Regions from separate parts of the Homo sapiens genome. Here region 2 is linked to region 1. A link is an interaction called in ENCODE POLR2A ChIA-PET data of the cell type or tissue named here. Cell type or tissue: Caco-2. All regions are shown on one strand. Links, peaks and the distances in the headings refer to the core of each region. The heading gives the core; the rest is flanking DNA. Region 1 overlaps VAPB (VAMP associated protein B and C). Region 2 has its middle 5.8 kb from the start of LINC01711.

What was found. Peaks named below come from ENCODE experiments on the same cell type or tissue, not always from the same donor. Only the 100,000 strongest peaks of a DNase experiment are listed, where the experiment ranks them.
Region 2: POLR2A ChIA-PET joins it to region 1 with 10 read pairs; 2 of 35 experiments call an interaction of 5 or more read pairs at or near these places.

Annotation. Positions count from the first base shown.
Region 1 is chr20:58,422,109-58,425,023 of GRCh38, reverse strand. The region is part of intron 2 of VAPB (VAMP associated protein B and C); the gene reads right to left. Among named protein-coding and RNA genes, the nearest start is that of VAPB, 34 kb to the right of the region's middle. In Caco-2, for the core only: no CTCF peak of the experiment used is centred there; DNase peaks (open chromatin) are centred at 1,343 and 1,738.
Region 2 is chr20:58,627,498-58,630,412 of GRCh38, reverse strand. No RefSeq gene overlaps it. Among named protein-coding and RNA genes, the nearest start is that of LINC01711, 5.8 kb to the left of the region's middle. In Caco-2, for the core only: no CTCF peak of the experiment used is centred there; DNase peaks (open chromatin) are centred at 1,375 and 1,900.

The DNA of each region.
Region 1 (2,915 bases), core at 212-2,711:
TAGACTGTGAGCAAATTTATTATATCCTTTAGGGTCCAGAACACGTTGAGATCATGACCACCTTGGTGGACCTCTGCCTATTCAGGGGCCCATGGATGGAACTCTGAGTCTAGCAAATAAATAATGAATTGCATTTATTTATAAATCAGTTAACACTGAAGTGTCTTTGTGTTCTCTACAGGATTTTCCAGTTCGTGTATTCTGTCTTAGAAAACAAACTCCTCACAGTCTGATTAATTTGTTTGTGCTGAGACTAGTACAAATGTGCTGACAGTGAGGTCTCCTTTCTCCAGTATCAATGGAAGATGAGGACTGCTATATACAGGCACTGGCCAAATAACAAGGCTTATTCACTCTTTTTTATAAATATCTTTTAAAATGTAAATCTTTTTCAAAAATCCAACATACTTTTCAATCTCCTCTAACATTTATAATGGAATACAACATACCCCTTTTCTGATTACTCTTATGTTGTGACATGAACCCCCATTATATACCATCTTAATGAAACCTGCAAGCTGTGTCTCTTGGGGCTGATCACCTAAAACATGGAGAACAATTCCCCGAGGCTTAAGGAATTCCAGCTCCCCACTGTTATTTCTGAATGCTCCCTGCACTTGCTCTCGGTGGTGTTCTTGCCCAGCCCGTCCACTGTCTGCTATGCACTGTCACATGGGCCGCTTTCAACGTGGCCACCTCTGTACCCCTTTCCCTTTATTCTCATCTGTGATGAGCTGGCAACCAGGACAGGGTTAACAGTAAGTCTAAGGTAAGAATAAACAAGACAAGATTCAAGACTGGAGAGCCCTCAAGTGTGTAAGTATGCAAGGACCCATAATGAGTGAAAAGAAAATCACTTTTGGCTTCTTAAAACTTTGCTTATTTTTTGCTTCTCAGTTATGCTGTACAGAGTTGAAGTTACCTTCAGCTAACTGAGGTAGACAAAATGTGTAAGTCCTCTTGATCTTGATATTTAAAAATGTAAAGAATAAACTGTGTCATAGTCACAAAAAAAGTAACAATTCTTCCTTAAAAACCTAAGTATTACAGTAAACTTGTAAAAACCCTTAAAAGCGTAATTAAGCTGAATTTTTGTTGGTAATTTTCTTTTTTCTACTTTTTGTTTAAGCAGAATCTCTCATCTGCTGAAAAAGATTAAAGACATCTTTTAAAGTATGAATGTGAGTTGTTCTTATCTGAGAGTAATAAGCCTGGTTCATGGAAACCACTTATAAAAAAGTTTCGCTTATCAGAGACTTCCAAAGCAAACAATCAAACAAAGAAGAATGTTGCTGTTAAGAAGCTCAAACTCCCCAAATGCAGCTCCCACTATCAGTGCTTGATGGATAAATGTTTGGCTTCTTTGTCTAAGGGCTCTGTGCGTTTATACCCTAGTGCACCTGAAAGGTGCACTCCTGGTTGACTGCTCCAGGGCCACCAAACAGCTACATTAAACTGAGTCAGGGAAATCTTAAAAGGATTATTAATCACAATACTATCCATTTAAATTAACTGATCAATGTTTTCATCCAAGAAGAGCTGCTGATGTTCATGCTCTGAGGATTTTTCTTTTCTTTTTTTTTTTTTTTTTTTTTTTTTTTTTTTTTTTGTGAGATGGAGTTTCTCTCTTGTTGCCCAGGCTGGAGTGCAATGGCGCGATCTTGGCTCACTGCAACCTCCGCCTCCCAGGCTCAAGTGATTCTCCTGCCTCAGCCTTCATGAGTAGCTGGGATTACAGGCATGTGCCAGCATGCCCGGCTAATTTTGTATGTTTAGTAGAGACGGGGTTTCTCCATGTTGGTCAGGATGGTCTCGAATTCCCAACCTCAGGTGATCCGCCTGCCTCGGCCTCCCAAAGTGCTGGGATTACAGGCATAAGCCACTGCACCTGGCTGTCCTGAGGATTTTACTGGAAAAACTTTATGCTTTAAATGTGATTGAAAAGAGTGCTGAAAAGGGCTGTATGTCAGGAATGAATACTGCTCCTTAATCCTTTGAATTCTAATTTAAAATACAGATTCAGACACTGGGAGTTTTGTGTTTGTCTTTAATCCATTTTCAATTCCCAAGGTACACTTAGTAAAGTGTATCTGTAACTAAATATCGGTATCTTTAATGACTCTTTCCAATGCCCCCCTCCACACACAGATATTTTGCATTTCTAATTTGCTTGGGACACAGGCAACCAATGTGCATAACTGAACTGCAAATGGACGCATGCTTGCTACTTTAGTGAAATTAGAATTCAGTGAAGGTTATAAAAATATTAAACTTAATATCATATTACAGGAAGCATAAGTATTTTTGATGGGCCCATAATTTTACCACTTCACCTGCTGTATCCGCTGGCAAACATGGTTTGGAATATTAATGGAAAACTCCCTCATTATTAACTGAAGCACTAAAAAAAAAAAAAAATCCACAACCACTAACAGCTTACCACAAAGACATTTTCAGAAATTATGTACCTTAAAAATATTTTCCCACCGTACAGTTCAGAAAATAGATTTAATTTTGTAAAGCTAGAACAAATGGGAAGATCCCCACTGCCTCAAAACAATTCGTTAATTCAAAAAGTTCTTTATTCCTTACATTTGAAATCTCAGGAGGAAAAAATTCCAACCTCCCTTTCTTCAATCTCTATTTAAGTGTACCTATTTTGCTGAGGTCCAGATTAAATAATTCAAAACCATCTCTAGTTGATAGTATGTATCATGGAGCAACGGGCCAAAACCACAGTATTCTGGGCCAGTGAATGCAAACAGAAAGCCCCCTGCACCCCCTATCTACCATGTGACCTCATCCAAAAAGCACAAACCTCAGAAGGGGCTACAATAAAAATGAGATGAGACGAGCACCCATGTAAAGGACAAAGAAAAGGATTCAAATCACAGGTCCAAGGGGCCAGGGCCTAA
Region 2 (2,915 bases), core at 192-2,691, 210 kb before region 1:
AGACAAGATATTGAAAACTGCACTGCTGATAAGGGTTAAACAGCCGTTTGATACAACAATAGAAGAGATACTCAAGGCAGGGCATGACTAATTGCCTGGCAAATCATAGGGATGATAAATGTTTTAGGAACTCAGAGGAGGAAGCCGTTTCTCCAAGCAGGGCAGAACAGACAGACACCAGGGGGGTCACTGTGCCCTTTCAAAGGGGGCCCATAAGGCTGCTCTCTGAGGAGGTCATTGTCACACAGTGGGGGTTGGAAGGGTGCCCTTTGACCGTTTTTTCTTTTTAAGGACTAGGTCAGTATTCAGTCACCCACTTGCCACAGTCTACCCACACTGGAGTCTTCAGGAAACCAGCTAGTTCAGGGAATTGGAGGAAGAGCGAGAGCATGCTCTTTATTTCCTTTCCCACTGTTTCAACCTCTCCAGGACAAGCCTTCCATCTGCAATCTCCCCTCTAGAAAGTGGCACTGGAATTTGGTGTTCACATCATGTGAGAAAAGGCTGAAGACACTGGCTTGGAGTCCCAAAAGCATCTGGGCCATCTCTCCCTTGGCAGATAGATAGGTCCCACATAATTTTACAAAAACATATCATTTTCATGGTGGTGGTAAGACTGATACGTGTTTGGATTTTGCCCGAAATTTCAAGAGGCTAGAGCTGAGAAGTTCCTTTGAAGCTCTCAGAGCCCTGAATTGTGTTCTGTTTGGGTATCTATTAAGAAAACAGCCATTTCATCACGGCTCGTAAAAATTGGTTCATGGATGCCCAAGGCTTTATCTCATTAAATCCTGTCGCTATCTGTAAATGGTGTTCAGGCTGTTTCTCTGTGAGCAAGGTTATCTGACTGTTTAGAAACTCCAACCCTGGATGGTGAGATGCTGCTATCTGCAGATTTGGGAGAGATGACTGGCATTTCCCAAAATGCAAACAATCTCAAAAAGCTCATAGGCCTGGAAGTGCGGCAATGGGGCAGGGGGCAGCTGCTGCCCAGCCCAGTGGGGGCTGCTCTGGGCTCTGGCTGTCCCCAGCAGTGAGAAAGCAGGTGGCTGATGATAAATCACAGGGCTGTCATCTGCAGAGGCTGGCTGGTGACATCACAGCTGGGAAGGGGGCTTCTGGAGCCAGAAGAGGCCCACAGAGAAGTGTGTTGGTGGCTGAATTAGACATAATGGCTCTACACACACTGTGTCTCTCTTTTCCTCTTTCCCCCTCAAATCTGACTCGAATTTCTCATGAACAAACCAACATCTGCAAAAGCACATCCTTGTCGCCAGGGTTAAGAGCAAGTAAGTGATCCTGGAGCCCCTCCCCGCGCTGTGATGCAGTATTAGAAAGTGGCCACCATGGAATCCTGGCCAGTGCAGTGCTAGGGGGCAGTCAAGGGCCAGGCTTTGGGGTCAGAATTCGGGTCAAGTCCGGCCTATACCACTGGACTTCGGACGAGTTACTCAGCCTCTTTGTCTCAGTTTCTCCACAAGTAAAGTGGGCTTGAGATGAGGACAAAGTCAAACAGTGCATCCCAGGGTCTGGACAGGAGCAGCCATGAGTGGGGTGGTGTCTGCAGGATGAGACCCTCACACTCTGGGAGGCTTCAGCCTTGCTGGGACAGCAGGTACTCTTCGACTGAATCCCCTCTAATTTTTGTCCAAACCATCTAAAGATTTGGGCCATGGTGTTCTTTCCCACAGCCCTCCCAAGGACAGGCAGAGGACAGCTGCTAGAGAAGGGAGTGGCATGGGTCAGCTTGCCTAGAAGTCAGAGGGATGCAGGGGGCAGAGATGGGGAAGGCTGAAGTGCCTATGGGCTTCCTTGGTCTGGCCAGGACCTTGGCTTGGCCCCTGAAAATGGCCCAGCAAGAATTTCCAGGCTGGACACGATGGCAAAGCTGAGAGGTAGCAAGAGCCTGGTGTTTACCGCATAGCCAGGAGCAGCAGTGGGAGGCAAGCGGGGGAGGGGAATGGGGTTGGGGAGTCTGTTGTTCTTTTAAATTAAAAATAAGTTCCACATGTTGATGGTCCCCGAGGAACACGGACTCGGCATTGAAGGCCCTGGCAGCCATGTGAAAGCAGGCCCTTGGGAGGACAGGTCTTAGGGAGAACAAGGCACCAAGTATTTCATCAGTTGTCTGAGTCGTTAGAGGAAAACAATATTCCGTGAGTCCCCTGGCACACAACGCCATCAGGACATGAGGCTGGAAGGAAGTAAGAAGAGAGCCTTCCAGAAACCCTAGACAGGATGCTCCTCAGTGATGAGGTTGGGGAGAGAGAGAGAAGTTCCTAGAAACAGGAGCAATAGTGGCTGCTCCACAGCCCCCAAGGCCCTTTGCCCCACTGGCCACCAGTAATGAGACTGGACCTGGTCTCCACAGACACTTTCAGAGGCTGCCCACCCCTTCTCCCCTCCTGCCAGGATAGAGCCCAAACCCCTCATCTGGCCCCCAAAGCCCTTCAATAGGGAAGCAAAAACCACAGTGAGAGGAGCATGGTTCCAGAGCTGACATGCCCAGTAGGACGCCGGCTCCAGGGGCTGCTGGGTGGCCGCTTTCCCTTCAGGGGATCCACTTCTTCAGCCATGTGGGCATCATGGTGGTGAATCCTTCCCATTGAGTCCTTGTCATGAGCACTGAGTGGCAGGACACCCACGGCTTGTAGAATGCTGCCTGGCACATATAAGTCATATAAGTGCTCATTAGCACACAGTAAGTGCTCATTAGCAAAAGCTTCTAGGATTAGCTTTCTAGGCTTTTCTGCACGCCCAGCGATGTCGCATGCACAGGTTGCCTCTGTTGGCAAGTTCATAAAGATATCACAAACCACATTCTGAGGATACGCCAGGCAGGGGACAAACACACAACAAACGTCATCTTATGCCATTCCTTTGCAAGGTAGGTCCCCTTTCACTTGCCAGAAAAC